Linked DNA regions of Mus musculus: region 1 is linked to region 2. The links are chromatin loops, found by intact Hi-C in ENCODE. Cell type or tissue: gastrocnemius. All regions are shown on one strand. Each heading gives the region's core, and the rest is flanking DNA. Links, peaks and the distances in the headings are about the cores only. Region 1 overlaps Dipk2b (divergent protein kinase domain 2B). Region 2 overlaps Kdm6a (lysine (K)-specific demethylase 6A).

The links. Peaks named below come from ENCODE experiments on the same cell type or tissue, not always from the same donor. Only the 100,000 strongest peaks of a DNase experiment are listed, where the experiment ranks them.
Region 1: it touches region 2 in a loop (6-fold over the local background); 8 of 42 quality-filtered maps call a loop at or near these places.

Annotation. Positions count from the first base shown.
Region 1 is chrX:18,434,460-18,450,063 of GRCm38, forward strand. Dipk2b (divergent protein kinase domain 2B) reads right to left here. Exons shown (of 5, transcript NM_175228.4): 2 at 13,119-13,383. Among named protein-coding and RNA genes, the nearest start is that of Dipk2b, 19 kb to the right of the region's middle. In gastrocnemius, for the core only: a CTCF peak has its summit at 7,789 (motif pointing left); a DNase peak (open chromatin) is centred at 7,805; H3K27ac peaks cover 558 bases.
Region 2 is chrX:18,269,589-18,285,192 of GRCm38, forward strand. Kdm6a (lysine (K)-specific demethylase 6A) reads left to right here. Exons shown (of 29, transcript NM_001310444.1): 25 at 2,257-2,444; 26 at 3,360-3,501; 27 at 5,447-5,573; 28 at 7,788-7,958; 29 at 9,038-10,348. The coding sequence ends at 9,067. Among named protein-coding and RNA genes, the nearest start is that of Kdm6a, 110 kb to the left of the region's middle. In gastrocnemius, for the core only: no CTCF peak of the experiment used is centred there; no DNase peak of the experiment used is centred there; H3K4me3 peaks cover 561 bases; H3K27ac peaks cover 1,327 bases.

The DNA of each region.
Region 1 (15,604 bases), core at 2,845-10,844, 160 kb after region 2:
CTGACCCTGATGCATCAGAAAATAAACCTCTTGCTTTTGCATCAAAAAAGAAGTTATTTAGAATATATGTATCTGATAAAGAAATTGTATTCAAAACATAAATATGTAACTTGTGAAAATCAGTAACAAACAGAAAACTGTACAAAATGGATCCATGTAAGTACCTTTTCAAAGGTCAAAGAAGCCAATAAATACATGAGAAAGGGCCCCACATCATAAGTCATCAGAAATATGCAAGTGAGATCATGTGAAAGACTGTTAGACACCCACTAAATAACTGAAGTTCAAAATTAAAAGTGGCATTGATGCAGATAGGAATCAGCAGTTAGTATTCTCTTTTCCATTGCATATAGGCAGAAGCACATATTGCATACTGAGAATAGGAAAACTTGCAGTCCTTTCAGACTCTGTCCATATATAATGTTATGACCCAGAAAATTCACTTCAACATATTTGTGTTCAACTGTGATGTTCAACTGTAGTCTAGGCACGTGTAACAATGTTGGCACCAATTCCAAGTCACAATAGCCCCAACTAAATATAACTTAAATGCTCATCAATAGCAGACTATATAACCTGTATCAGTAAAAATAAAGTATTACACTTCTAGGAAAAGAAAATAAACTTTTGATACTCATAATAATATGAATAAATACCATGACTTGATGATATTCTAGTAGTCTAACATTGTACTATTCCATTTAAATGGAGTTCAAAAATGTGCAAAAATCATCCAAGGTGACTCAGTCCAGAATAGTAAGCACTTTGAGGGGGAGACAGGAAAAGCTACTGCTTCAGTTTGGCTGGGATTGTAAGGTTTGCTAGGATAGTGTATTTTCATTCCAAAAATCAACTATTTATCAGGACATAGGGATGGTTTGTTACCCTATCAAGGAACATTTTTTGAAAGAGACATGAAGAAGCCTTCTGAGGTGCTTGAAACATCCAGTATCTTGTGGGTGGTATCTCTGAGTGAGCCCACATGTTAAATTTTACCTAGTATACTTAAGATTTGTGTATTTGTATATGTTATTTATACTTTAGTTAGAAGTCTTTAAAAACAGCTATTTGCCCTGAATAGTGATGCATACCTGAAATTCTAGCACTTAGGAGGCTGAAGTAGGAAGAATAAAGTAGTTTAAGACTAGCCTGACATATATAGCAAGAACTTGTCTTAACCAAACCAAACCAACCAACCACCCACCCAACCACCCACCCAGTCAGCCAACCACCCAATCAACCAACCAGTCAACCAACTAATCAACCAACCAACCAACCAAACAACCAACCAACCAACCAACCACCAACCAACTACCCAGCCAACCAACCAACCAACTAACCAAATCTTAAAACAACCTCAATAATTGACATTGTACAGAGGTTTTATTAAAAAACAAAAGGAAAGGCTTGTTGAATAGGGTCACAGGAAGAATTTTGGTGGCCAACAAATTGAATCTCTGCTTTTGTTTAAAGTTTGACTGTCTTCTTTGCCAGATGATGAGACTTTGATCTGAAAAAGGGTGGAACATAGTAGGCTGAGCAGGAATGAAAAGCCAGCTACACCAAAAAAGCTTGTATTGTTCTGAACAAGTTTCCTGGCACAAAAGCCCGCAGAGAGTTTGCAGACAGTATTTCTGAACCATAGGCAGTAAATATAGAGATCAGAAAATAACCCAAAAGCTTGTTTTTGGTATTCAGAAGGAGGGAGGGGTGCATTAGAGAAATTGGTGACTAATAGGCTCATCCTGGATCATGGTAAATATCCTAAAAAAAGATGTAGAAGCTTCTGGGATGACACTTGATATTATGGAACCACTGAGAATTCAAATAAATTCTGACTGACTTTCTTCTTTGACCTGGCTATTTTATTATTATTTTTTTAATCTCAGAAATAGAATACATGAATGTAGTGAGATACTCAACAGTGATTCTTATTTTAACACTAAAGATTTTGGCTGCGAACCCAAAGATAATTAATAATAACTGGCTAACTGGATTTCTCTAAAAGCTAATAAATAAAATTTCATGGAAAATAAGGCATTTCCTTTGGCCCTGTCTTGTGTAACAACTTTATTAACAATAGTATATAACTAATGTTTTGTTAATTAGAACTGAAGATGATATGTACTTGGGATGATAGTACCTATGAGAAAGAATCAGAATCAAGAGGCTGGAGAGATATCTTAGCAGATAAGAATACTTGTTGGCACTGGGTGTGGTGGCACATGCCTTTAATCCCGGCATTTGGGAGGCAGAGGCAGGCGGATTTCTGAGTTTGAGGCCAGCCTGGTCTACAGAGTGAGTGCCAGGACAGCCAGGGCTATACAGAGAAACCCTGTCTCGAAAATCCAAGAAGAAGAAGAAGAAGAAGAGGAGGAGGAGGAGGAGGAGGAGGAGGAGGAGGAGGAGGAGGAGGAGGATACTTGTTGCTCTTCTAGAGGACCTGGGTTTCATTCTCAGTGCTCACAACTATATAGATTCCAGCATATCAAAAACCTCTCTCTGGTTTCTGTGGGCAACAACACACATGTGGTATACACATATAAGATAAAAATAAATATGATTCTTTTTTTGAGTCAGGATTAAGCTGAGAGGCTAGAGTAATAGATTTAATTTAGGATCAGTTTTGTGGGCTAAGTGTTCTGTTCTTATAAATGAAAATCTAGTGAGAAGAGTTTTTAGTTAAGATATAAGCTAACATTAATATACTTCAATGTGAGGTCCATGGGCAGATAAGAAAGAGAACTGTGGATTTTTAGAGATGCAACCATTTTGGAGGGAGAATTTTGGGCAAGTGAATAGAAATAATTTATATCATGAAAGTTACAAGAAGACAGACTAACAGTGAATTTTCAGGGGATTTCTTCTGCCACCCCCAAATAGTTTTTTTCTGAAGGAATGTGTTTCCTGTCATTGTATGGTAAGGTAGACAATCATTTTTTGTGTGTGTTTACGCTACTTTCTTTAACTGGTGATGTTTCAAGTTTACTTCAAGAACATAATTATGACAAACAGAAATAGAGCTGCTTCCTACTCCAGCAGCTATACCTTCCTCAGCATGACGGACTATCCCCTAAAACTGTGTACCCCAAATAATCCCTTCCTTTCTCTCTCGAAGTCTTCAATTAATTAGTTAGTGTGTGTATGAAAGGAGCACATGACACTTATTTGGAGGTTAGAAGACAGCTTGTGAGAGTCAGTTTTCTCCTAGGATGTGGGGTCCTGGGATTGAATTCAGACTGGTAGACTTGCTGGCAGATCCTTTTTCAAGCTGATCCATCTTACTGGCCTTAGAAACCTATTTTAATCTTGCTCTGAGGCCTGCTGTCATATATAAACTGGGAGTAAATTTACCTCTTAACATAAAAGTGAAAAGTGTATGAATCATGCCTTCCACAGAAGTCTAGATAATATTCAAAGAGGAGAATTAACTCAGCTGGGAAAATTATGTCTACTGTAAGTTACCCTGATTTTGGCTGAACTAACATTCATTTTTATATCCTTTTGTTCTTCCACATCAGGACACACCTCTGCATTGATTTCTGACTTTCCTCTGAAGTGATCTGGCAAAGCCTAATAAATCATGTACATAGTGGTAATATGGAATTTTTCTCATTGTTATTTTGTCCACATTACAATTTCAGTTCTTTGCTCCGTGCTGTAAAGATAAAGCTGTTAAATCCCTGTGTTTTTGTCTTTTTATTTTTTTATTTTTTTTGTCTGATGTTACAGCATTTTAATTAGACATAATAGTCTTTAATATTTCTAGTTCCAAAAATTTATTGAGAGTTTTATGGCCTAATTAACACTTTTTAAATGTAATATATAAGCTGGTTCTATAATTTATTCTTCTATGTGACTTTCTTTACAGAAATTATCTATAGTTATATATTTAGCTTATGTTTTCTTTATGTTATGTGAGCGTACATACTGATATAGCCAGTCCAGAGACCTCAGAGCCAAGTCACATTTACAGGAAAAACATTCATTTCTTATCTGCAGGTAATTTGTTCTACACTACTCTGTACATGAGAAAAAATATATATAGCACCAATTCTAAATAAAGCAATTCCAAATTAATTATTTTTCTCCACATATGCAAAGAACTCTGAAAAAGTTTAATTTACAAATTATTCACAGTAAAGTATAACAATAACTAATATTAAAATACAGTAAGTGTAGGGCTAGGTAGGGAGTTGGTTCAGATAGTAAAGTACTTTCTGTGCAAGCATGAGAGCATGAATTTGTCTCCTCAGTATCCATATAAAACCCTAGGATTGTGGCGTACATCCATAACTTGGAAGTTGGAGAGTAGAGACAGGTGGATCCTCATGGTCAGCCAGCCTAGCTAAAGTGGTTAAGTCTAGGTTCAGTAAGAAACAGGATCTTACAAGAAAGGAAACATAATGTCTTAGTCAGGGTTTTACTGCTGTGAAGAGAGAGCATGGCCATTGGAGCTCTTATAAAGGAAACTATTTAATTGAGGTTGGCATTCCGTTTCAGAAGTTTAGTCCATTATTATCGTGGCAGGAACCATGGCAGCAGCATGCAAGCAGGCATGGTGCTGGAGGACCCAAGATCTACATCTTGATCCAAAGTTAGCAGAAAGAGAATATGTACCATATTGGGCATAGCTTTAGCATGGGAGACCTCAAAGTCCACTACCCCCACAGTGACACACTTCCTCCAACAAGGTCACACCTCCTAATAGTGTCACTACCTATGAGCCAAGCATTCAAAAAGATGAGACTATGGGGCCATACCTATTCAAACTACCACATATAGAGACAGCTTGAGAGACATCATGATGCCAATTAAATAAAAATATAATAATTATAGCAATATACTATAGTAATACTTATTTCAAAGCTATGAATTGCTTGTTTCTGGAATTTATTTTTTCTTTTTATGGTTTTAGAGCTTTATTGTAGAAAGGCAGGGAGAAAGAGAGAAGGTAGAAAAGAGGGAGACCAGCAATGGTCATGTGGAGAGAAGGGGGGGAAGGGAGAAAGAGAAGGAGGGCTAGAGATGAGAGTAAGAAAGGTGAGAGCTTAAAGAGCAGAATTTCTTATTTAATATTCTGAACCATGGTTGACTTTAGGTAGTGGGAATTGTAAAGTGAAATTTCAAATAAGGGGAGGGGCTACTATACATCAGAATAGAGGTAGTGAGATCTCAAAGGAAGGATTTTATAGCAAAAATGGGGGATGGCTCAATGTCTTTTGAGGGGGCTTGGTTCACTAAAGTGTAAGTAAATGCTGGAAAAGTTCAAAGCCCTTCTCTATAGACAAGGCTCTCTTACATGTTCTGTCTTAACTGCTCAGACTTTAGTCATGCATTGGTTGGGGGGCTCTTCTAGTCTACATTTGAGTGCCATGTGGGCAGGCCTGAGTACCCTGGTGACCTGTCTTATGCCCACTTTGCCTCCCTTTTCTGCTTAAACTTGTCTATGTTAAGCCTAGGCAAACATTTTACCATGTTTTGTCTTCATTTATGAGGTCTGTGAAGAATGAATTAGGAGTCATTTTATTGGACTGAGTAGGTGACCTATCCCCCCCACCTCCTGTGAATCTACAATGCAGTGAGGGCCTGGAAATTAGTAGGTCAAGTGTCTTAATTACTTTTTTCTTGCTGTGATAAGGCACTATGACCAAGGCAACTTATAAAAGTGTTTGGTTTGAGCTGATGATTTTAGAAGGTTAGAGTGCTTGTTGGTGAAGCAAAAGCATAGCAACAGGAATAGTTGAGAGCTTACCTTTTGATCTGCAAGAAGAAAGCAGAGAGAGGCAATGTGAGAGAGTAAGGGAGATGGAGATATAAAAATAAAGAGATAGATTATGATAGCAAGATAGATAGATAGATAGATAGATAGATAGATAGATAGATAGATAGATAGATAGAGATAGGACTGGGATAGCAGTCTTTTGAAACCTCAAATCACCTCATTTTGCCCCCAGTGAAATACTTTCTCCAACAAGCTTCCTAGTCATTCTCAAACAGTTCTACTAGCTGGGGACCCAGGTATCAAACATGAACTTATTGGGGCCATTTTTATTCAAACCACCCCAGAGGGTCTCAGTTCTATTCTGAACAGTGTGTCACAAATGTGATTTGCGTAAGCCTCAATAATACCAACACCAAACAAATCCCATTATTAAAAAAAAAATCTTAGTTCTTTCAGCTCTCAGCAATTCCAAGGTTAGCAGGAGAAATGATACTGTGGAGACACTCAGTCCATCCCATAGCATCTCTCCAGTGCTCCTTCAAAACCCCTTGGGCAACAAACAGTACAGTGGTTACTTCCAAGGGTTCCCAGAAGCAAGGTCACGTGATGTAGTCACCATGTGCTTCTGATGGAGCTCTGATTTGAAAGACTGTTCAGCAAAGGGTGCGGAAGAAAAAAACCTGTCTCAAGTGACACTGGCAAGACGTTTTTGGTTGCTTAACTTTTCTTGTTCACTAACAATCATTTCTTTGTTTTTGTTATAGCCCAGGTGGGCTTTCCACTTGCCCCAGCTTCCCAAATTCTGGAATTACAGATGTACCCAATCCAGCTGGGGTAGTCATGTAGTCCTTTCAATTTTGATTCCAGTGTTAGACAAGTATGAAAATAATGCAGCCAGTAGTGAGCTTTTTTTTTTTTTTAAATTTTCAGCATCAATATAGTCACCCTAACATTTAAACAAAGAAAGAAACAAAAACCTGTTGAAAGGTGTGGAAGGGTTCTTGAGCTAGTAGTGGCTTGTGAGAAATTAAAAATTTATATTCTGAAAAGTAGTTGTGAACCTAATATAAAATTGCATTTCCATGAAAACACTGTCATTCCTTGTCTGGTATCAGAATGTAGGTAGTACAGTCTCTCACCACACTGAGATGTCATCTTCTAGCGTGCAGGAAACTCATGCCCTTCCAGTGTCTTCCTAGGTCCTGTAAAACACCAGAGTCTAGCATGGCTGTCCTCTAAGAGGCTCCACCTAGAAGCTGACTCAGACAGATGCAGACACCTACAGCCAAACAGTGGATGGAGCTTGGGGATTCTCATGGAAGACTCGGGGGAAGGATTGCAGACCTCGAAGGGAATAGGAACTCTACAGGAAAATCAACAAAGTTAACTAACCTGGACCCTAGGGGCTCTCAGAGACTGAACCACCAATCAAAGAACATACACAGGCTGAACCTAGGCCTCCTCACACATGTGTAACAGGTTTGCAGCTTTGTCTTCATGTGGGTCCTGAAAAACTGGAGCAGGGGCTATCCCAAAAGCAGTTGCATATCTGTGGGATATGTTCTTCAAGCTGGGCAGCCTTGTCTGGCCTCAGTAGGAGAGGATGAGTCTAACCTCACAGAGACTTGATGTGCTGGGGTGTGGAGGATAATGAGGGGGCCCCACTCGCTTAGAGGAAAAGAGGAGGGAGTGATCAGGAGTGGGAGGCAAAGAACGGATGTAAAATGAATAGAAACCCTTCAGATCCAGGGGATTCTGAGGAATTTGATCAAATAAATTAATAAAATGGTCAAACAAAACAAAACAAAACAAAACAAACAAACAAACAAAAAACCCAAAACAAAAATCCTTAGATATTGTTGAATTAAATTTAAGCAAAAATGAATTTATCTTGTTCAGCAGTTACATATAAGCCTGTATTTTGACTGAATGATTAAGCTGCATTTTGGTGAATTTGCTTCTTTTCTGAATCTATCTGTTCAAAGAAAAAATGGAAACTAGGAAGTAAAATTGTCAGCTGTCCGGGTTTAAACAAAGCTGTTGGAAGACTCTGTATTGCCATCTAGTGGTCAAAAAGCTCCTCGCCCATTCTCCTTGGAGATGGTAACCTGATTTGCACCTAGGATTATGTCCAGACCGATTAGATGGCTCTTGAGAGGATGGAAAGCAGACATGATAGGGCGAAAGTGTTTTTCCCTTTCTAACCACTGGCTAGCTTGGGTGCTTGCTTTTTTTTGCATTTGGCATAATACCAGGGAAGCCTTCTTCGTAGTTTTGCAAACAAGCGTATTGTGAAAAAAAAAAAAAAAAAAAAAAAGAGTGGTGTTCTTGGCTGTGCTTCTGTTTGGGGACTAGCAATTCAGGCTGTGGGATATTTCCATCAGAACAATGTAGAAAAGTCATGGTTTCATAGCCACACACGCCCTGGATTTTCAACTTCCTCTTGATTACTGCTTCTGCCACCGTCTTTGGCAGACCCTGTTGTAGATATTCTGTGGCTCCAAAGAGTGTTCACATGACAAAGTTGGACTTGGCCCTGAAGGAGGGGAGCCTCAGACTCCAGACTCTGCCTCTGATGAGGACCACTGGGCTGTTCATCCATGCTGACTTTATTAATAAACAAGAAGACACAGTGTCCAGATCGAAGGCCCAATGGCCAGCTGCTGTGCTCCTTCTATTTACTTCTATTTCTTTGTTTTCTCCTCTCCTCTCCTCTCTGCTTTTCCAGTTCTCTCTCTGCACAAGGGTTGTTAGTTTATTATGGCACTTTCCTACTTTCCCTGAACACATACCAACAATCACAATTGTACATTCTCTCTCTCTCTCTCTCTCTCTCTCTCTCTCTCTCTCTCTCTCTCTCCCTCCCCCTCTCCCCCCTCACACACACACTCTTAAGGGATTTGGTCTAGATCACTGTTAAAAAGTAGCTCTTGAGAAAATGGGGTTGGGGTAGGAGGCTTAAGTCAAACACTGTCAGAATGTCAGGCTTGGCTGGTAGTCTGAGCTGGCTCTGGGCTATTTGGTGTACATCGAAAGATGAGGTATAGTTTGTTCCCATCTATTCTACAATAGCTTCCCATTTGGTGCATAAAACTTCCACATAAGTATAAGCAGGATTTCCCAACCATAAATAAGTCCCTATGCCTGATGGATTGTCAGAAAAAGAGGTCAGAGTTGTTCAACTAAATCTAGGGCTCAGGGATCTCAGCTTGTTCCAGATGAGATAAGGGATAGACACTGCTTGCTTAGAATGCTTTTGAGATGGTTGTGGTGCTATATTTGAGTTCTTTGGAAAGAATATATGGGTGTGGGTTTGGGTACACGATCCTCAACACTTCATCCTTTATAGAACATGTTGGGGTATTTGTGTAGAGTTTAGGCAGAACTCCAAAATTTTAATCATTTCTAGATGACTTACAATAACCTACACCATATGCAAATAATTATGCTTTGTTGCTTAGGTAAAGATAAAAAGGAAAAATACAGTTACAGTTAAGAGAGTCACTTTCATTTTAGTCTTTTTAGGTGGGTTCTCACTAGGTTGCATAGACTGGTTTAGAACTCTTGAATTTTAGGGGTTCTTCCACCTCATAATCCAAAGTAGCTAGGACTATAAGTAAGTACCCCAGATTGTTTTGGATTGGTGGTTGATTGAATACATGACACGGAGTCCACTAATACAGAAGGCTGGCAGCATTAAGAACATCTGAAATAGTTAACAAAATACCACTGTAATTGTTATGCCAGAGAATTACACTCTTGGCTTTGTATCCAAATGTTTTCCTCAAGTGCTGACAGTTAAATGCTTTTTGTTGTTATTATTTTCCTGGGTTACACTGGGTGAGAGTTTTAAACTCCACTGATAAATCTATTTGAAACTGAGTTTTGCTAAAAAAGAAAAGAATAAGCATGTGAGTAATAATAAGATAAGATCTGGGAGCAGCAAAGAGCAGCAAAAATCTAAGGGCAAGGTTGAAGATGCCAAATGAAAAGGATCTCTGGGAAGAAAGTATGACAAGAAAGGGAGAAGAAGCTGTCAGAAAAGAATACTGATGACTTTGATCTTAGTCAATAGAAAAACTATGGGGTTTGTCCAAAATTTATAAAATGGCATTTGATGTTTTTTTTTTCTTTTGTTTTATAGGGAAGGAGAATGTCTACTGGGGATGAAAAATGGGTTAGGGGAGGGACAAAGAAAAGTGAATATATTTATGGTATGGGCTATCTTAGTGTTGGTAAGAGATGTTTTTTGGGCAGAAAGAAATGAAACTTGTAAATACATGCCAAATGCAAAATGAAAAAAAAAATGGATGGAGAAAATATTTGCACAATAAATAAAAGAAAGGGACTCATTTTTTTCTTTTTTACCAAAACACCATGTATACTTCTACAGTGATGGGTTTCTTTGAAAGCATCTCCTATCTCTAAGCATACTAGGAGGAAGGGATCAGGCAGAACAGGGAGCATGTACTGCCATTTTTGAAACGAGTAAATCCAGTGATAGTAGACTTCACATCCATCTGTGAAGTGAACACAGCAGAGCCACAGAAGTAAAAGAATGGCAGAGCTTAGAGGGCCTTTGAGCTTATCCAGAAGCACCTCTTCCTACCTCACTCTTCAGCAGGAAGGTCAAAGCAGCGTGAGGTAAATCCAAGGCTTAAACTCAAGGTCAGTGAATGAAAGATTCAAGTCAGTAGTCTGTCCCTTGTCCTCATACACATGAAAGAGTTGATAGTTTGTGGGCTTTTCTGTCTCCACCACTAAGCCCAATGCTCCTGGGAGAGGAGGCTGCACATGATTCATCTCCAAATCCACAGCCAAAGCACAGTTGTGGAAACTTGTTGAATGTATGAATGAGAATCAGAAGCACTAATTCTGCCTGAGATTCTGTTTCTTTTCATTCTGCCTCAGTTTATAGTGACAGATCTGAGTTCAAGAACAGTTTTCACGTTCCATGGGTGTCTTAGGGTTTTCATCGCTGTGAAGAGACACTATGACCAAGAGATCTTATGAAGGACAACATTTAATTGGGGCTGGCTTACAGGTTCTGAGGTTCAGTCCATTATCATCAAGGCAGAAAGCATAGCAGCATACAGACAGATGTAGGGCTGGAGTTGCTGAGAGTTCTACTTCTTGTTCCAAAGATAGCTAAGAAAAGACTGGCTTTCAGGCACCTAGGAGGGTCTCCAAGCCCAACACCCACAGTGACACACTTCCTCCAACTAGGCCACACCTCCGAATAGTGCCGATCCCTGGGCCAAGCATATTCAAACCACCACAATGGGTCTCTAGCCTATCCCTTGGTGTCCACATACACTAAAACAGGTGACTCTAGATGTACCAGAAGGGTGCTTTGAACTTGTCAGGACTCACAGATAATTCCTAATCTATTGTTATTATGAAAGTGTCTAGGGCACAAGGGGACTAGTTTACCTTAGTCTATAGCAGTGTTTTCCAACCTGGGTTGAGACTCTTATAGGCTGTCCTGCATATCAGATATTCACATTATAATTTATAACAGTAGCAAAATTACAGTTATGAAGTAACAATGAAATAATTTTATGGTTGGGGACCATCACAACATAAGGAGTTGCATTAAAGGTTTACAGCATTGGGAAGGCCAAGAACCACTAGTCTAGAGCCTAAGAGATCTAGCTGCATTGTAATGCCTTTTGTGAGAGAAATGAAGGTTCTTTTTTTTTTCATATAAAAACACACTTTATTTAAAAAAAAAAACCAAAAAGCAAAACACATGGTGTCTACTTTAAGACCACAATAAAAATAGTTCAAAGAAAAAGATAACAGAAAACTCTGAAAATGCTTAATACATTTGAATATATTAGAAACAGGAGCTCAGAATAGACGTAATAAAGTTCAATTCAACATATTCTCATGTGTCTCACCGAAATGAAGGTTCTTGTGCTCACTGATTAGCACTAGGGGAACCAGGAATTATTAAACACACAGAGCTGTCTCTCCAAAGAGAGAAATGTATAACCTGTTTCCCATCCAGAAGGCTGGGAGAAGACTGGTGACTTTTGCGTTGTATGGTGGAGACATGAGCTTTTCTCATGAGCTTGTCAATCTATAGGATCTATAATTATGGAAGAGGTCACATGTACTTTACAAAGAGTATCAATGAAGTCATGTCTTGTGTACATGGGACTGAGTTATTAATATCACCAAGAAGCCATTCACCAAATTTTGCTGTGCTTAGCTATGTCTTAAATAAACGTCTTGAGTTCAGAGTCCTGAAGTTTGGACCAACACTGGCTACTTAGTTGTGTTGAATGAACTATTTTCATCACTCCCTGGAATGGGATCATCACTCTGCTGGCTGGTGTGGTAGCAGAGAGCCCTACAGACTTTGGAATTCATCTTGTATGCCAGGAAGTTCCTTCTTTTGCAATGTTTCTAAGTTTCAAGGTGAAAATAGTCTTGCCTTGGGGGACTGTGTATCTTACTATTGACTTGTTAGCAAGAAGCTAGGGCAAAAGGACAGCCTTGGTAGACTCAGCTTTATCCAGTGTCAGATGGTACCTTTAAGTGTCAGATGGTACTTTCCTTGACACATGATTTCAAGACAGTTTCCACGTATACTAGTCAGGATTCCTAAAGCACCAGAGAAGAACCAACGTTGTGTGTGTGTGTGTGTGTGTGTGTGTGTGTGTGTGTGTGTGTGTGTGTTATAGTCTTACTATGTAGTTCAAACTGGCCTCCAACTTGTGGCATGCTACTCCTGCTTTTACTTCCTGACTACTGAGATTACAGTCACATGCCACCATGCCTGGCCTTTGTATGGGAGTTTCTATAGAGAGCAGCTCAGCTCACCTGAGGTTTGTGAAGGCATCCAGGGGGAATATTGCAGTTGAGTTTAAGCTTGTCAGAGGAGTGGGCTGGTAAGGGCTGCTAAGGGCTTGGCAATCTTCAGCTCAAAGATGACAGCCAGGAACTCTTTATCAAATAACCACCGAGGATCACATAGAAGAGGGTGGTGGATGACAATATAACAGAGCATTATAAGCCAATTTTGATTAGTCTTTTTCTTGTCACAAGCCAAGATGTTTTATGATTGTTTTGTCACTTTAGATAAACCAATACTCCTGCTTTTTGTTAGAGCAGTGGTTCTCAACCTTGCTAGCTAATGCTGTGACCCTTTAAAACATATAGTTCCTCATGAAGTAGCATGTTTATGCTACTCCATAATTGTAATTTTGTTACTGTTATGAATCATAATGCAATGTCTGTGTTTTCCAGTCATCTGTGGTGATTCCTGTGGAAGGGTCCCCAAAGGAGTGGCAACCCACAGGTTTGAGAGCCTCTGTGTTTTGAGGTGTGATGTATGAGTGGCTATTTCTTGCCACCCCTCATTCCACCCGTGGCCCACACTCACCTGCACCAGGTCAGGTGTGAGGCGCTTGGCCTGCAGCCATTTCTGGAACCTCCCTGTTTTCTGAAGGATGCGCTCAATGCTGCAGGTCTTTGGTGCTGATACAGAGGCACAGATCCTCCTGTCAGAGATCTCAATTTGGTACCTGCTGACCAGTTGAGAAATCTCCACAGGGCGCCAGGTTTTAGAGTCATCTGAGTAATTTGCAGCATAAGAATGCAAGTCCTGAGGAGGCAGTCCCAGGTGGGAAGCCAGTGAGTTGTCAAACCTGCGGGAAGCACAGGGCAAACCTGTGAGCCAGAAGTCAGCAGAGCTGAAGAGCAGGGAAATGGGACAACAGCCTTTCTGATCATTTCTTTTCCTTTGATTTGTTCTAAACTCCTTTTACAAAAAGATTACCTATATTTGATCAAATATATGATGCCAAAAGAAGTCACTCAGAAACTATCCTTTCCCCCCAATGTACAGAAGGGTCAACTGTGGTTCTTTGAACTTCAACTCCATTTTAAGATAATACCTTTACACCTTTGGTTCTTTTTATATCTCACTCTTTCCTTATAGATATGGAAACTGAAGCATATAAAGCTTAAGTATCTTGTTGAAAAATCCAACACAATGTTGACAATCAGGGGCATAAAACTCCAAGTATTTTGCTTAACAAACTCTATTGGTCCAAACCACCCATGTTTTGACCAAGGCCTGGGTCTTGGAAACAGTTTTCTCCAAGACACTCTTGGGCCTGAACTTGAAAGACCACCACTCCACCGTATCCAACCCCAAGGAACACCATCAACATTGATTTAAGTCTTCAACACCAAGTAAATTTTAGGCAGCCATGGCTGCTTCATGTCCATTAAATTTGAAGCCATCTGGCTCAACCAGGTGTGTGATTGTGCACTGCGGTTTGGTCAGCCTTTAATCCTCCTCAGGGGAAAGGCTCTGGCTATTATCATCTGCTGATTTCCTAGGCTCTATGGTTACCCTTTCTAAAGAGTCACATCTCCAGCTGTGTGCTGACATTTCCATCAGGGAAGAATGTTGAATCTGCTTTTGATTTATGTCTGAGAAAATTACTCAGAAAAAGTTTGCCTTCATTATTATTAACTATAGGTCATACTGCAAGTGAAAATCAGAGTACATCAAATACTAAACTTAAATGAGAGTTTTAAATTCTTGTTACTGAACACTACTAAACGATTGAGAAACCCATGCTAATGGGTTTTGGCTAGTATATTTTTGATGAATTAGAATTTTGATGAACCCCAAACTGTATATTGTTTCATTACTTACTTATTGTTTCATTTTCTTATTCATATAATTCAGCTTTGTTTAAAGAGATGACAAGTTTTCCACTGATTATTTGTTTGCTACTTGTAGTACTGGGGATGAAGCTCAGGGCCTTGCGTATGCCACCCAAATGTGCTACAACTGAATCACACTAACAGTTCATTCCTAGTATTTTAATAACAAGGCAAGCCACGGGAAAAAATTAAGGGCAGAATGTCAACAAGGGACAAGAACTGGAGTGCTCAGGTCTCTGAGGGTCTTCCATATTAGAGCTCCAGCCTCTCACAGTTAGTAAAGTGCTGTCAGCAAGCTACTTTTGCAGTGCAATGGTGCAATCTGCAATGGTTGCAAACACAAGGGGTTCTTCTCAAGAACCTTGCTATGGGGATATTGAAGGAGATGAACTTGAAAAAAAGCTTGAAAAAAGTCAGCATTACCAGAAGTTTCAGGACAACTGTGGGGAGTCATTTTCCCTTGTAAGAAGGACTAGAAAGGGCTCAGGGCCCAGTAGTTTCTGCTTCCAGTAGTTTCTCTTGGTCACGAAGTTCCAAACCTACAAAGGTCCTGGAACTTAAGATTTACAATGATGTGATAATGATAGTAACACACACTTATGAAATCTTTATGTATTTCAACTTCTTTCTTAAATGCTTTGTGTATAATTAATTTGTTTAATTGTTTTTGTTAGTGATATTAAATATTGCACCCAGGACACCAAATATACCAGGCAAATGCTCTGTACCAGAGCTACTTCTCCAGCACTTAACCTTTTCAATATACCTATGAGGTTGATATCATTATGTATTTTACAGATGAAGACCCTGAGACATGGAATGGCTACATCATTTTTCCAAAGACATTTGATCAGGAATTGGAAGAAATAGCATTTAAGGACGCAGAGCTTGAAACCTTCACTACTTTACCAATGTTTATTGCTATGTAGTCTATTTTATGAATTAGCTCATAGGAGGATGTCAATAATACTTTTAAAGGATAGAACTGGCAAGTCCTGAAAGCATATTCAGTCCTTGTGCCCATTTCCATCTTGTTTTAGGGATGAGAAAAGGGAAGACAGAATATATATGACTTATCTGAAAAAAAATCACAGAAAATTAGTGATAAAGGGAGGTAGCTTCCCAGGGCTTCCACTCAACAACTTGTAGAGTTGAATGGAGAGAGACTTCCTGCTCTGTGGGACAAAG
Region 2 (15,604 bases), core at 3,981-11,980:
ATTTTAGAAAGTGGAAGAAATTCTGTAATTGAACATGCTTATTGTTAGGAATAACTAAAACTTGAATATAATAATCTTTGCCATATCATGGTATAAATTTTTCTTAAAAGTGACAATTTTTCTTCTAAAGGCTTTTTATAAAATTTAATTAACTCCTTCAGATTTTGTTTTGCTAATCAAAGAAAGTGCATGCTGAATCTTTTTTTTTCGATTCTAGAAATAGCCTTCCTTTATTTGGGTTATGTCTCATGGTAAAGAGTACTTCGGATTTTTAAATTTTGATTTAAATTAAATGTCTCTAGATAGAACTGTGTTCTTTTTTTCTATAAAGTACTCAATTGTATAAGCTCCTGATATTTTCATTTACTAATAAAATTAGAAAATTATGAATTAAGAATTAAAAGCATAAATTAGCATGTGATATTTGTCCCCATCTCAGTTAAATGTAGGAGGAGGGAAGTTACTGCAAATGTGTATATATGAAATTTGAAGACAAACTATAGACATTTTTTATACTAACATGTAATTTCTTAGTTTGCTTTAAAAATCCTTGCTGTAAATATTTGGGTAATTATGACACATATCATAATTGAAAAAAAATTAAGGACCCAAAATGTCTTTTCATGTAAGTAAGAGAAATAATCACCTTATAATTCTTCACTAACATTTGTTTAATTCAATTCAAGGAAACCAGATTCAGAATTTTACAGATTCAAATGTATTGATGAAGTAACTTCCTCTACTTTATACCATAATTTGTAGACTATTAGTTCTATTGATTAATTAAGGTTGCTGCCTGTTTACTTTTATGATGGTAGCACAAGGTTGAAATAGTGCTAGGATATGTGCTAATAACCATTTTTGTTTTATAGAGAGCTTTATTTGCATACCCTTATCACAAACATCTAGCCAGTCCTATCCCCTTGGCACTTAGAGTGTCATTAGCAATGTGTTCTAGAGTTTCAGAGAGTTGCCTAGCAGTTTACAAAGTTTTTATTTGTTTGTTTAGAGAGATAAGAGAACAAACATGAAAACACAGGATTAAGGGTGCGTAGGGCCTCTTTTCTCCTTTTACCATGTAGGGCCCAGGGATCTAAGTTCCTCAGGCTTGGTGGCAGATACTTTTACCAACCTAGCCATCTTGCCAGCCCTGAATTAAATAGCAGGTATTTGTTACTAGCTGAGCTGTCTTGCCAGCCCCGATTGATTGATTGATTGATGATTGATTTGGAAGAAAAAGGGAAAAAGAGAGATACTGAAGTTCTATTTTAGGTCAAAGGTTTTTCCCATATAATCTTGGATAATAGATGGTTTGCAGATTGTATGGTTTCTGTCACAATTGTGTTATAACAAAAAACAGTCATTGATCATATGTAAATAAATGGTAATGTCTATCTTCTAATAACATTTGTTGATAAAAACTGTCAGCAGGGTCATAGTTTTGTGTTACGACTTAATATGTACTTTGTCATATACTTTACCCCAAGTTATAAAGTAAAGGTTACTTCTTAGATTTTAAGCAAATACTTCCACTATATAAGTTCTTCTTTCCCCAAAATATGAAATTTGAAGTGGTTATTAAAGTGTATAAATTTCTTTTATAGGAAAAGTTACTATATAATTTTTCCAACATATATTATGAATAACCAGTAAAATATTAAAGTAAATTAGTAATAGGATCTATAGAATGTTTCCAAAGTGGTGGTCATAGTGGTGGTCATGGCTATTATGCATGATATATACAAGTTGGTTTTCAAGTGCATAGTTTTAATTAGCTGATCTTCAAAACCATTTAGAAGTTGACAACTTATTCCCCTTTTCCTGACTCAAAGCAGCAGGAGAGACTCTTTCTTGTGTGGGTTTTCTGGTACATAGTGTCCTTGTTTATGAATTTAAGTGAATTTATCTTCATCCTCTGTCATTTAGTGATTTCAAGGTACTGCAAGAATAGAAGGGTTTGGTGTTTAAAAGTAGGGAGGGACCTTAGTGAAATGAAATTAGAATAAAAGTATGTGCTATTTTAAAAGTAGCTACAGATTCCCCTTGGATTGTAGAGAAAGGAATTTCAGCTGTCTTTAGATATATTCCTGTACTTAACTTTAATTTCACTCTTTACATACATGTAGCAGTTTTTGTTAACAGTTAAGTTTTATTAAAATGAATTATCATTAAAAAAAACTTTTATATATATATATATATATATATAAAGAATTTATTAGAGTCCTTGACTGATTTGTTCTGTTCTTCTTATTTCAGAAATAATTTGAATTTCTTAATGGGTTCTTGGTGGCCCAACCTTGAAGATCTATATGAAGCAAATGTTCCAGTGTATAGGTTTATTCAGCGACCTGGAGATCTGGTCTGGATAAATGCTGGCACTGTTCATTGGGTTCAAGCTATTGGCTGGTGCAACAATATTGCTTGGAATGTTGGTCCACTTACAGGTATTTTAAAAGAATATACTTGGAAAAGGATTTAACCTAAAGTAAATAAATAAGTAAATGTCTTTTTTTAAAATAAGGAATGTCTCCTTTTTAGTATAAAAGTTAAATGTTAGCTAACTATTGAAAGTCCAAAGCCCTAGATCCTTAACAAATGAAAGACTTAAAAGTTTATATAGTTTTTTATACGTGGAAAATGTACTTGTAATTACTTTTTAGAGTCCTCAATTTTGTTTTATAAAGGGAACTCTTAAGGGAGAAGAATAAATAATTACAAATGCATTCTTATAGGTTTTTCTTCTATATTAAGTTGTATGTAAAACAGTTTGTGCCTACCCTTAGGTAGTATGCCTTAAAGTTAAGAATTTGGCATTTGTAGCCAGGAAGACCTGAATTTGAACCAGGACTTAGCTTTATAAGCTTGGGCAAGTTACTTAATTTTTCTAGTCCTTGATTTTTTTCATCTAGTGATGATAGTAAAACCAGTAAGGAAATTTTAAGAATTAAATGAGATAATGGATAAAAGTTAGTTATACACATAGGAAGCACTCTCTATATGATTACTACTGATGCTATTACCATAATTATCACAAAACAAAAATTTTTGTAAGCAGGGTGGTAGTGGCACATGCCTTTAATCTCAACATTTGAGAGGTAGAAGCAGGTAGATCTGTAAGTTCAAGGCCAGCCTGGTTTACAGAGTGAGTTCCAGTACAGCCAAGTCTACACAGAGAAACCCTGTTTCAAAAAATAATAATAAAAATAACAATTAATACATACATACATATATGTGTGTTTGTGTGTGTGTGTGTATATATATATATATATAGTTTTAGTGACTTGAGATTTTCATGAGGTAATAATGTTTATCTTCACATCTTTTCATGGTTTTGGTTTGTGATTTGTTTTTCTCCTCAGCCTGTCAGTATAAGTTAGCAGTGGAACGTTATGAATGGAACAAGTTGCAAAATGTAAAGTCAATAGTACCCATGGTTCATCTTTCCTGGAATATGGCACGAAATATCAAGGTTTCAGATCCAAAGCTTTTTGAAATGATTAAGTAAGTACTTTCTAAAATTGTACTAAACTCTTAAGGGGCAGGATGACTGTTAAGCACTCCCCCCTCCCCTTAGAATTATGTTACATTATATAGAATTACATTAAAACAAGATGATCCAGAAGTCTAGCAAAATATGAGATTCTGCTTGTTACAACTACTTTTCCCTTCCAAATAGCCCACTATTGTTTTAAAAAGAATAAAGGTATAAATTATTCTATGGCAGAAGATTGACTTTTTAGTATTTCCCCATTCTTCTCTGAATTATTTCATTTCTCAGTAGGACTGTATGGGACACAAGGAGAGAAGACAGCAGAAGCCAAAGGCATGGTCTTAAATTTTGCTGTGATAAAAGTTTTTAGTTGCTAGTTTATTTGGTACTCTAAATATATACATGTATATCCTTACTCTCTGACAACTGTTTTAGGTTTGACATATAACCATAGCCTAAAGCATTAGTTTTGTTTTGTTTTTTTTTTTTAATAAATTAAACATACAAAATTTTAAAAACAAAATTCAGTGAATTTCTTGGAATATGATCTTTAAAGAAAGCCTGCAATACTAAAGTTGACATTGTTATCTATTTAGTAAGCTTATAGTTAGGTTGTGTTATGTATGTATTAATTAAGTCATACCTCCCAAGGATTAATATTTATGGGTAAGTTGAAGATAAATATACTATTATCTTGAATTTTAATTGTTTGACAATCAAGAACAATTGAACACCTACTGCATATGGCAGTGACATAGCAAATAGAATAATAGATAAGACTTTTGCTGTCAAGATGATACTCAGTTGATAAACCCTTTCTTTCAAATTGCTTAAAAGAGTAATCTAGGTCAGCCACTCAGTTCTAATGGAAAACCTGAGCGCTAAGATTTACAGGAGAGTAAGAATTTAGCAGTGCCAAGTAATGAGAACCAACTAGGAAAATCAGCACAAATTTTAAGAATTACAAAAGGCATAAATTACAACAAAAGTTGAGTCGTGTTACTATAAATGGATTATACTATGTCATCTTAAGTTAGAATGAAGAAATACCTGTCTCTTCTGCAATCAGTAAACCAGGTTTTTGTATCTTGTAGTTAATGAATTTATAAATTTTTCTGTGCTCGTGGAAGTAAAAAAAGCAAGTACAGAGATGATGATGTTAATAAGTGTTTAGGTAGTGTGACTAGAGATGATGTGCCTTTCTGCCTATGTAGAATCATAAGTATTCATATCTAGTATTTCAACCCCTGACTTTAAGGGTGGGGAAGATGACTCTTGGAGAGGTTAATTGATTTGGCCGGATAAGAACCCACATTAGTAACTCAAACAAGGAGAGTTTTATATATTAAGAATATTATATATATATATATCCAGATACCAATTTCAACTATAAATGACTTGACATTGTCATCCTTGGAGCTGTTGATCATTTGTTCTTTTTTTTTTTTTTTTTTTTAAATTCATGAGTATACAGCAGCTGTCTTAAGACACACCAGAAGAGGGCATCAGGTCCTATTACAGATGGTTGTGAGCCACCATGCAGTTGCTGGGAATTGAATTCAGGGTCTCCAGAAAAGCAGTCAGTGCTCTTAACCACTGAGCCATCTCTCTAGTCCTTGTTCTATTTTTTTTAAATCTGATAATATCTAAAAATTTGACAAATGAACTGAGCATGGTAGCTCACACCTATTTATCTCAGCAGTTGGTAGTCTGAGATGGGATTGATTAATTGCCACAGTTTGAGTCCATTTTCAAATTTTCAAATATATAGTGAATTATACACCATCTTTAGCAGATTCCAAAAATAATCTGGGAGTGGAGAGCAGAAGACATACAACAAAAGAAAAATGGATGTTAGAAGCAAATCTCTTGGCATTATTTCTAATTGGTATATCTCTTAGGTGAAAAATATGTAGTATTTGGCTGCTAGTAATGAGTAATTTTCTCCTATATTAGGTATTGTCTTCTGAGAACGCTGAAGCAATGTCAGACATTGAGGGAAGCTCTAATTGCTGCAGGAAAAGAGATCATATGGCACGGGCGGACAAAAGAAGAACCAGCTCATTATTGTAGTATTTGTGAGGTAAGTCATTTTTGCCCACAATTGTTTATAAAAAGTTTTGTTTTTTAGTCTTTTTTTTTGTAGTGCATTTTACTTTGATTAGCATTATATATAGTTTTAATATTTTCTCATCAGATATTAATGTTTAATGGTGTTATATCTCCTTAGTTGTTTACCTTAACAGTATCCACTATAGAGTCGTTTGGCTGTTTGATCATTAACCAACAAGGAAAGTTAGGAGATTGTAGGTTAGGAACAATCTAGATGTACACAGATGCCAATAAACTGGGTTGAGTTTGGTATAGCCTAGTGGGCTTTGGTGTCCAGTTCTCTGGTGGAGTTCACATTTGACGTGTCAGTCTTCTGCTGTGGCTAAGGCTTGCAAGGGAAACGACAACAAAGTTATACCTGGTCTGAGAAACTTGAAATCTATTTTACAGTCAACTAATAAGTAATGTACATTGGGATTATAATGAATATGAAGGTGGCCTTAGTACAAAAATGCAGAGAGGAATAATTGATGTAGTTTAGTTTTCCTTTCTGTTATTGGCAGTAAGAACTTAGGAAAACAACAGCAAATCCATAGCTTTATCCCTTTCTTGAAGGATGAGTGTGGTTTCAGAAGGTTATATACAAACTATAGTGAGAATACAGGTTGACTGTCAGAAATACCATGAGTAGAGAAATTGAATACCTTTAGAAGAAAGGTTAGCTAGTCCCATGTGGCTATAATACTGACAGTTACAGATTCTTCTCATAAAATCTAGGTGACATGTAGCTTTTGATGTATCATGAAGCTGTCAAATAATGTGATGTTTATTCCAAAGTCATTGAATCCACCAGAAACATTTGAGAAGTCAACAAAGACAGTATCTGTTTCAGACAGAAAAACGGAAAGAATAGAGAAAATAAGATACATCATAGCTAATTCCTATAATAGATAATTCCTTTGCCACATATGCTAGACTAAAAATATGGCAATGGATTGTTAAAATGGTATAGAAATTTTAAAGTAAAGTATTTCTCAGCCTTCCTAATGCTGTGAGGACTAATAAGGAATATGGTTCCTCATGTTGTGGTGACCTCCAACCTTAAAATTATTTTCATTACTATTTCATAACTGTAATTTTGCTAGTTATAAATTGTAATGTATATCTGTGTTTTCTGATGGTCTTAGGCAGCCCTTGTGAAAGGGTTATTCAACTCCCAAAGGGGTCACAACCCACAGGTTGAAAAACACTGATCTATAAGATAAAAACCATTAGGTAACTTATTAAAAGGTAGAATTGAGGGACAAGTTGAAGAATACTGACAGATTTTCTAGCTCCATTCTTTAGGCTCATGTCATTGCCCATTAAGGATAATGAGAAATATGGTAAACTCTGGAATCTTGAATTGGCTCATTCTCATTGATAATTTCCTATCTTTGAAGAAGTTTAAGGATAAATTACAGATGGGGGCATTGATGATCTATTCCAAACTTTGAACTTTGCTAATTCTGTTGTTGACTTTAATTTTAAATTATTTACTTCATTTAGCATTTTAGTGGTGTATAAGGTAGTCAGAGGAAATTAATGAGGAAGTAAATGTGTCTTATACCTTGAAAAAATATCTGAGGATGAGTCGTACACAAGGTTATTTTAAGACAGATATATTATTTCTAATGTTTCAAAAACTCTTACTTTTAACATGAAGCTTATAACAAATACTTACTGTTACTTGCCAGTTTCTTCATCTATAAAATAATCAGTATATTCATTCATTTCACAGGTGTATTTTGAAGTTTTAGTAAGCACTAGGTACTATGACATGCTCTGGCAGTGCAAATATGAACACAGTCTTTGTATTCAAAGAGTTCAGTCTATACGGTTGCCTGTGATGGATTCTGTCAAGGAAACATGCAAAGAAAATAGTGATCACTTGACAAATTGTATACTAATGTTTTGATTTAAAAGAAAAATAAACTGGTATTTAGTAAAATTTTTAATTAAGTTCTATTAGAATTGTCATGGTTATACCATTAATTTCTTTCATTCACCTAAATATGATTGCTCTCATGTCTTGAGGTTTGGTGCAGTATAAACATTTTCAGTCTCAGTCTCACACTCCTGCTTGCTCCCCCACCCCCATCTTTTAACTGTACAGTTTTTTTTTAAAGTAGAAGACTATAACATAGAAGCAGTACAATAAACATTATCATATCTGTTGACCCCATTTTTCATTTGTGTAAAACAGGTGGAGGTTTTTGATCTGCTTTTTGTCACTAATGAGAGTAATTCTCGAAAAACCTACATAGTACATTGCCAAGATTGTGCACGAAAAACAAGTGGGAATCTGGAAAATTTTGTGGTGCTAGAACAGTACAAAATGGAGGATCTGATGCAAGTCTATGACCAATTTACATTAGTAAGTGAAATCAACATGTGAGTACATTAGATCAGTTGGGAGGCAGTAGTGTTTGCTCTGCTACCTGATAAATAGGAGGTAATGAAATATGTAGATTTTCTTTTTGCTTATCAAGATACTTCATGAGAGTATATTTATATTTCTTTTACCACCTTCTCCAAGTACTTATTCCTATAAAATTGACATATCACTTTTGCCTTGCTTCTTGGAGAGACCAGCCTAAAAATAATGGTTAAAACTGTATGATTTACAATGCTATCATGATTTTCATATTGTTTCATCTTGGCTGGTGAAATGTTTGCTTAAATAGTGTCTACAAAATAAAGCAGTGTGAGTGTGCTTTGAAATATACTTCTGCTTTTAGGGCTAATTGAATTTGTTTAAAATTGTGTACTGGCAGATGTTTTAATCTCGTGGGAGTATTTGAGGAGTGTTTAACTTCCTTGCATGTGGTATAACCTTATGAATTTTAAGTGTACTCACAAATCACAAAGTTTTTCATTGTAAGCAGCAGATACAGGAAGCATTTCACTCAAAACAGATCTGACTAGAACTACAGACATAATTTATGAATTTTTTTTTCTTCCAATACTTTCCACATACATGTAATCAAAACCTAGCTTTTGAAGTTTAGCTCCTGGTATTTTCATTTGGATGGTGTTCAAGATTGCTTCAAGAAAAAAAGAAAATCACCTGGAATTTATCCCCCCCCCCAAAAAAAAAGTATTACCAGCCTTAGATTACTGAAGGCAGTCACTAGTAATATTGTAAATAATTTGATAAATTGATTTTGTAAAGCCCTGTCAATGAAAGCAATATATAAAAAGTGGTAAACTAAATAATATTCTAAAAGATTTAGGAGGCATAGTAAAACATACAAAAGATTCTTACAAAAGGTGGCCAGGTGGGAGATCTTAAGGGAAATTGTACTGTTTCGTTGTGTAACAAGGCTGTTGAACTTTAACAGAGAATAATTTCCGCCAGTTTCATAAAGCAACATATATATTTGCAGCTGTGAATCAAGGAGCACAACTAACAAATGAGCATACCAAAATAGTCTGCCTTGCTTTTATTTCCAGGCTCCTCCATTACCATCCGCCTCATCTTGATATTGTTCCATGGACATTAAACATGAGACCTTTTCTGCTATTCAGAAAGTAACCCAGTTCTGCACCACTGCTATTTGTAGCTATCTCGTAAGGCTGCTGGCTGAAAACTGTGTCTATGCAACCTTCCAAGTGTGGAGTGTCAACCAACTGGACGGGAGAGTACTGCTCCTATGCCAGGACTCTCGTAAAGCTAATTAGCTGAACTTCAGAGAAAAAAAAAAGAATAATAATTACCACGTTTTGTATATATCTGACAAAACTGGCAACATCATAAAGACTACTGACTTGAAGACAACCTCTTTTATATTTCTCGATTTCTGGGCTAATGAATTTGTTTTCACCTATCTTTTCCCTTTCAGAATTTTATTCGGGGGGGAAAATAACTAGCCTAGCTGGTCATTTCTTTGTAAGGTAGTTAGCAATATTTAGTCTTTCTTTGGTCACCTTTTTTTTTTTAATGTGAAAAGTTAAGTAAGAAACTTTTTTTACTGCTTTTATGAATTTCTGTCTTGTTTTGAAACTATGATCGTTATAATTTTGGTTCCCAAATAAAACATTTAAAAAAAATAATTAACAGCAACGTCACAAAGATAATGGATTGCACATAGACTAAGAAATAAACTTCAGAATTGTGATTTTTTTTGTTTCTAATCTTGATGTAAATTTACACTATTTATAAATACATATTTATTGCCTGAAAATATTTGTGAATGGAATGCTGTTATTTTTTCCAGATTTACCTGCCATTGAAATTTTAAGGAGTTCTGTAATTTCAAACACTACTCCTATTACATTTTCTATGTGTAAATAAAACTGCTTAGCCTTGTACAGAAACTTTTATTAAAATTGTTTAATGTTTAAAGAGTTTTCTATTGTTTGAGTTTTAAAAAGAATTTATGTACAGTGCCCAATTTTTGTTCACTTTTCAAATCTGATTATATATATTTTATATATACTTATGTCTGTATATATAATATATATAGAAATCTAGATATATGTATAAAGATTTAGAATTTGAATTTTTCTTGTTTTAAGTTTCACATCTATGGTAGATTTTTGAGGTGTCTACTGTAAAGTATTGCTCACAAAAAGTATGATTATTTTTAAAGAAATATATATGGTATGTATCTTCAAGACCTAAAATGTCAGACTGGTTTATTGTTAAATTGCAACTACTGCAATTACAGACAAAAAAAATCTGCCAAATGTAGTATAATAGAAAACATAGTGATTGAACTTAAAACTTTAAAGGGAGTTTTAATACAGGCTTTTCAAATCCTATACATGACTCATCATTTTTTATGAGGAAAAAATTTCCAGGATGAAGGGCCGTGTTTTAGAATACAAATTAATTTAAGAGGCTTATTTTTTAATGTTAGGCAATTTTGAAATATCATGCCTTTCTGCATGCATGACAGTGGAGTGGGATTATGTTACCATTCACAGATTACCGCTAGTTAATGCTAGGATTTTTTTCCTTCTTTTTTTTTTTTTTTTTTTTTTTTTAAATAATGGCACCTTCCATTTGTACCATTTTCTTAAGTACTTTGGGACACATTTTTATTTTAGAATATAGTTCTTAAGAATTTTCCACCAAATTAGGGAAGAAGAATAGAGAATGCTGTAAGTAAAGAGTGGGTGGCTGGGTTGGTTGGTTCATATCTAGTCTTACCTGCTGGACCATTGTGGTGAATATATTATCTTTTCAGATATTTTTTAGAGTATGTCTTAGGAGTATTTCAAGGACTGAAAGTATAGAGATATTTTATTCAGTTGGTTAATAACTTAGTAAACATTGAATGTCTATTGGCATTCATTTCTTATTATTTCAGGAAGCAATTATTCCAAATCATTTATCCAAATACTGATTCAGCTGTTTAACTACAAATATTTTAAATGGTTAATTTGTAAAAATAAGCTATCAAGAAAGTCCAACAGAATGAAATAAGGAAGTAAGGCTTTTGTGAATAAAAATTCTAAGCCAACCTTAAAGGAACAAAACTACACCTAACTGTTCTTACTTTGTTCTAGTTTTTTGTTCTAGTCTTACTGACATATCTTTTGAGTGACTATGTTAAGGTAAAGTTTTGTCAAGATGAATGTGTTGTCTTACATCTATATAAGAGAAATTTATGTAATCCAAGTTTGAATAAATATATCAAGATTAGTTCTTGCTTAGGAACTTAGTCTTTGAATAAGTAAAAATAGAAATATGGAGATAGGAAGTAGAGGTCAAGTCAATATTATTCTTAAATAGATGAGTGAAGGTCTTTGTAAACAGCTTTACTTCAACTAACAGTCTTTATGATTTGCATTTTTCAAGTTTTAGAAGATAGTTTTGTTTTCTTTACTGTTTACATAGGTAAGTCCATTAAATATGCAATATCCAGATGTCTTAATAATGAAACAAATTTGCATCATAGTATATGCATTGAGAAAGAAGCTCATTTCATACATAATATATAAATAACAAAGCACATGTTGATCCAAGTGCCAACAAAATTCTTTTCTCATTGGCACTGATTAAAAGTTACTTTTAATGAGTATCAGTATTGCAATTTGATTTGCCTAACCTATTATTTAAGTTAATACAAAATTCTAAGTTTACATTTTAAAATAAAACCAAAGTCACATTTACAAAACAATGAACTGATAATTAGGACCTTTCAAAGTACTAGTAATTGACTAATCAAAATTAAGGACCAAATAATGTAGCAGCTTAAGTGAAATGAGGTGTCTTCTAGATATGAAATACTATTTTTATTGTGTGTCTGATGGGAAGGCTACATATATGCCATGCCATAAAATTATGTGGAATTTCATTTATTCTACATATTTATCACACACATGAGTAAAATGTGATTCCTGCTTTCTAGCCTTTTTATATACATCTAGGAAGGGATATATATATATATCCTGGGAGCTTAGAGATCAACTAGCAGGAGTGACATTGGGGCATGCATTTCAGCATCATCATACCTAACAGGACAAGCTGATTTGGGAATTCCAAATGTGGCTGAGGTTGAAGGAATGGCAAAAGACAGTTTGAAAAGAGCTAAAGACTCAACACTGGAAAGCTTTTCTTGCCATATGGAATGTTTGCATTTGTAGTTAATGTGAAACCATCTATTAGATTTAAGCTAAAGAACATTGAGTTTACAGTGCTCTTCCTGCCTGTTTATTAGTTTTGTACACTGTGTTTCTTATATTGACTTTGAACTCATATCCCTCAGCCTCCTGAACACGGAGATTACAAGCTTATACTACCATACCTAGCTTTATTGCCCTTTTCATCTTCTCTGCATTGCAACTTGATATTTCAGAAGGAAGAGATGATGCAGGCTTGAACTTCAAATTTTAAAGACCAAATCTGTAAGACCAAGTAGATATTTTTTCATGTAAACAAGGGTACTTCTTAGCCAGAATAGGTGATAACATGTGAGAAGTTCTGGAGGCACTAGATTTAACTGTAAAAGTAGCAATTGGATGTCTGAAATTAAGGTGTAACCTGGACCACAAGTATAGCTGAATGTTCTTTGAGGTGGTGCTAAAGACCCAAAAGATAATACAGGGACTGTCAGATGAAAAAACAGGTTGGTTAAATACCCAATACAAATATCAACACATAAAAGACAGGATACAAAGGAGCATAAAACTTAAGGTAACTAGAGTTAGGCTAGAACTTTTTGAAAAACAAACAAACAAAAAAAACTATTCCATGCCTCAAAGAAAAGGATTAGCCAGCTGGCTTTGAGTTGCCATTTGATTGTTGGTGATATTTGCCAGAGCTACTTCAGTGAAATAACGTGATTACTGAGAAAGGTATTAGTTTTGAGAGACGTGGATTGGTTTTGGTCTTTCTAGGAACTCCAGATAAGAAATTTAAGTTGCTACTCCTTGGTGACTAGCAAATCACCTATAAAACCGTATGTAGGGCTGGTGAGATGTGGATGACGGAAGAGCACTTGCCATAAGTGTTTGATCACCAGAACTCAACATGGTGGGAAGAGAACATTCCTTCAAGTTGATCGCTGACCTGTGTGTGTGTGTGTGTCATATATGGCTGCTACCTAAGCGTATGATGTTTTGTTTAAAAAAAAAAATTGAACAAGAAAATGAGAATTGACATTGTCATGACTTCAGTATTTCTGTCATGGACTTACATGATAGAAAGATTTGAAGGAAATGATATTTCCTTCCATTTAGCCCTGGTTTGACCTCATCTTTACATACAAGTAAATTCAGGCAAATGGAGATCATATAATTTGCATTAAGGGTTGTAGGTTACTTAATGCGGAAGCCAAAATATCTCTTTGCAGTCCCATTCCAAATTGTACTTCTTATTAGAGAACTAGGAATTGCTTAATCCTTAGTCTACCATTGTGTTAGTATTAAGGACTTATCCTGTTTGAATTTTTCTTTACCAAGCTCAAGATATCTTTAAACTTAATAACCTAAAATTAAGTTGGCCATATCTGATAGAACCTAAACCTTCAGACTAAAAGAGCACTGTTAATAGTTGGGTTGGACAACTGCTATGAAATGGAACCGCTCTAGTCAAACCAACGATGTATGGCCTATTTTTTTAAATGACTAAACATTTTAATACCAACAGGCAGAAAGATTGATTACTAATGAACATAAGGACTAATATTATAAGATAATTAGCTAGATAGTGGTGGTACACGCCTTTAATCCCAGCACTTGGGAGGCTGAGGTAGACTGATCTCTGACCTTGAGACCAACTAGATACAGCATGTGTCTGCGTGAATGCAAAGGATTCAAATGCAGATTCTCTTGCTTGTACTGCAAATATTCATCCATTAAAACATCTCCCCAGTCTCCCTGAATGTTTTTCTCCCCAATATATTATGGTATACATACAGGTAGTAAGATAATTACATATTATCTCTTTTTGTACATAATATGGTTACATATGTCCTGTCTCAAAGAAGATATTCATAACTGTGTGTAAGACCAGAGATAAATTTAATGGGTTGGAGAGATTGGTCATTGGTTAACAGCATGTATTGCTCTTCCAGAGGACCCAGGTTTCATTTCTAACACTCAATGTCAAGCAGCTTACAAGCCTAAAACTCCATCCATGTCCAGGAGATCCAATGTCTTCTTTGGGACTCCACAAGCATATGTACTCACATATGTCACTCCCCCCCCCCCACACACACACACACAATTCATAACTAAGAATAGCATTTTAAAAGGTATGTTTAATATAGAGCAATACTCTAAAATATACTTTCCTTCAAGAATGCACAAGTACAATATACTTACTTTAAAAGAGAAGGGGGACAGAGTAAGTGAATCCATAATACTAATGCATCAGAAGTTTTCATCTGAAAAGACTATAGTTCATCCAAGATTTAAAAATACAAGTGCTATATATAAATTCCAAGTAGGTGTGTATTTTGCACACATTAAGATCTCAAGTCTTACTGCTTTGAGACAGGGTCTCCTGTTGACTTGAAGGTTGCTGTTTTTGACTGATTGGCCAGCAAGCTCTCATGATTTACCTGTCTCTGCCCCACAAAATGCTCTGGTTACAGATACATACAGCTATTCTTGTCTTTGCGTGAATGCAAAGGATTCAAATGCAGATTCTCTTGCTTGTACTGCAAATATTCATCCATTAAAACATCTCCCCAGTCTCCCTGAATGTTTTTCTCCCCAATATATTATGGTATACATACAGGTAGTAAGATAATTACATATTATCTCTTTTTGTACATAATATTTTTTTTAAAGAATAGCTAAGATCTCTGTCCCTATCATAGTACCAGTTTATTAACTTTAGTCCATGCTATTCATTACAATTTTAAATTTGCACTATTTTGTCTCCTTTAACCTTCCCCATCCCCAACTTGGGGTCACTACTGATTGAGTCATTCTCTCTGTATTTATCAACCTGTAAATTATGTTGCCATATGTCATACTAAATCAGATTGTGTTCATAGTGCATGAATTAGAATTCCCCTAGTCTTATCTCCATTTCCAGAAAAGACCGGTTAGCTGCAAGAAAGTTCCATGAATCAGAGGCCATTGAAGAGCTCTGTGTGAACCTAGGAAGACCAGGAAACCTACTTCCCTTTTAGGCTTTTCTGCCAACTCTATCCAGTGCCCTTTGGCTGCTAGTGCTGCTGCTGCTTTCTCTTCCTCTTTCTCTTCCTTTTTACCTGTTTCACTGTTTTACCCATATACTTTCCCTCCCAGTTCAAATACTCTGATCCTATAGGCTAAATTTTTGTTTGGACCTTTATTATCTTAAAGTTTTTATGTCTTAGACATAAATTATATAAAAAATTTATGTAAGCCACCCATCATATAAGGAAATGGAATATTACTAATGCCCTAGATTCCAGAAGCTGCCTATTCTATCCATACTCTTCACCAAAGGATAACATCATCCTATTCTCTAAAAATGATTTATGTTCTTTTACCATTTTCTAACTCGGTGTATGTGATAAAGCTACTCATTATGAATTGAAGTATTGTCTCTTGGAGAGGGGAAGGCCTCATAAA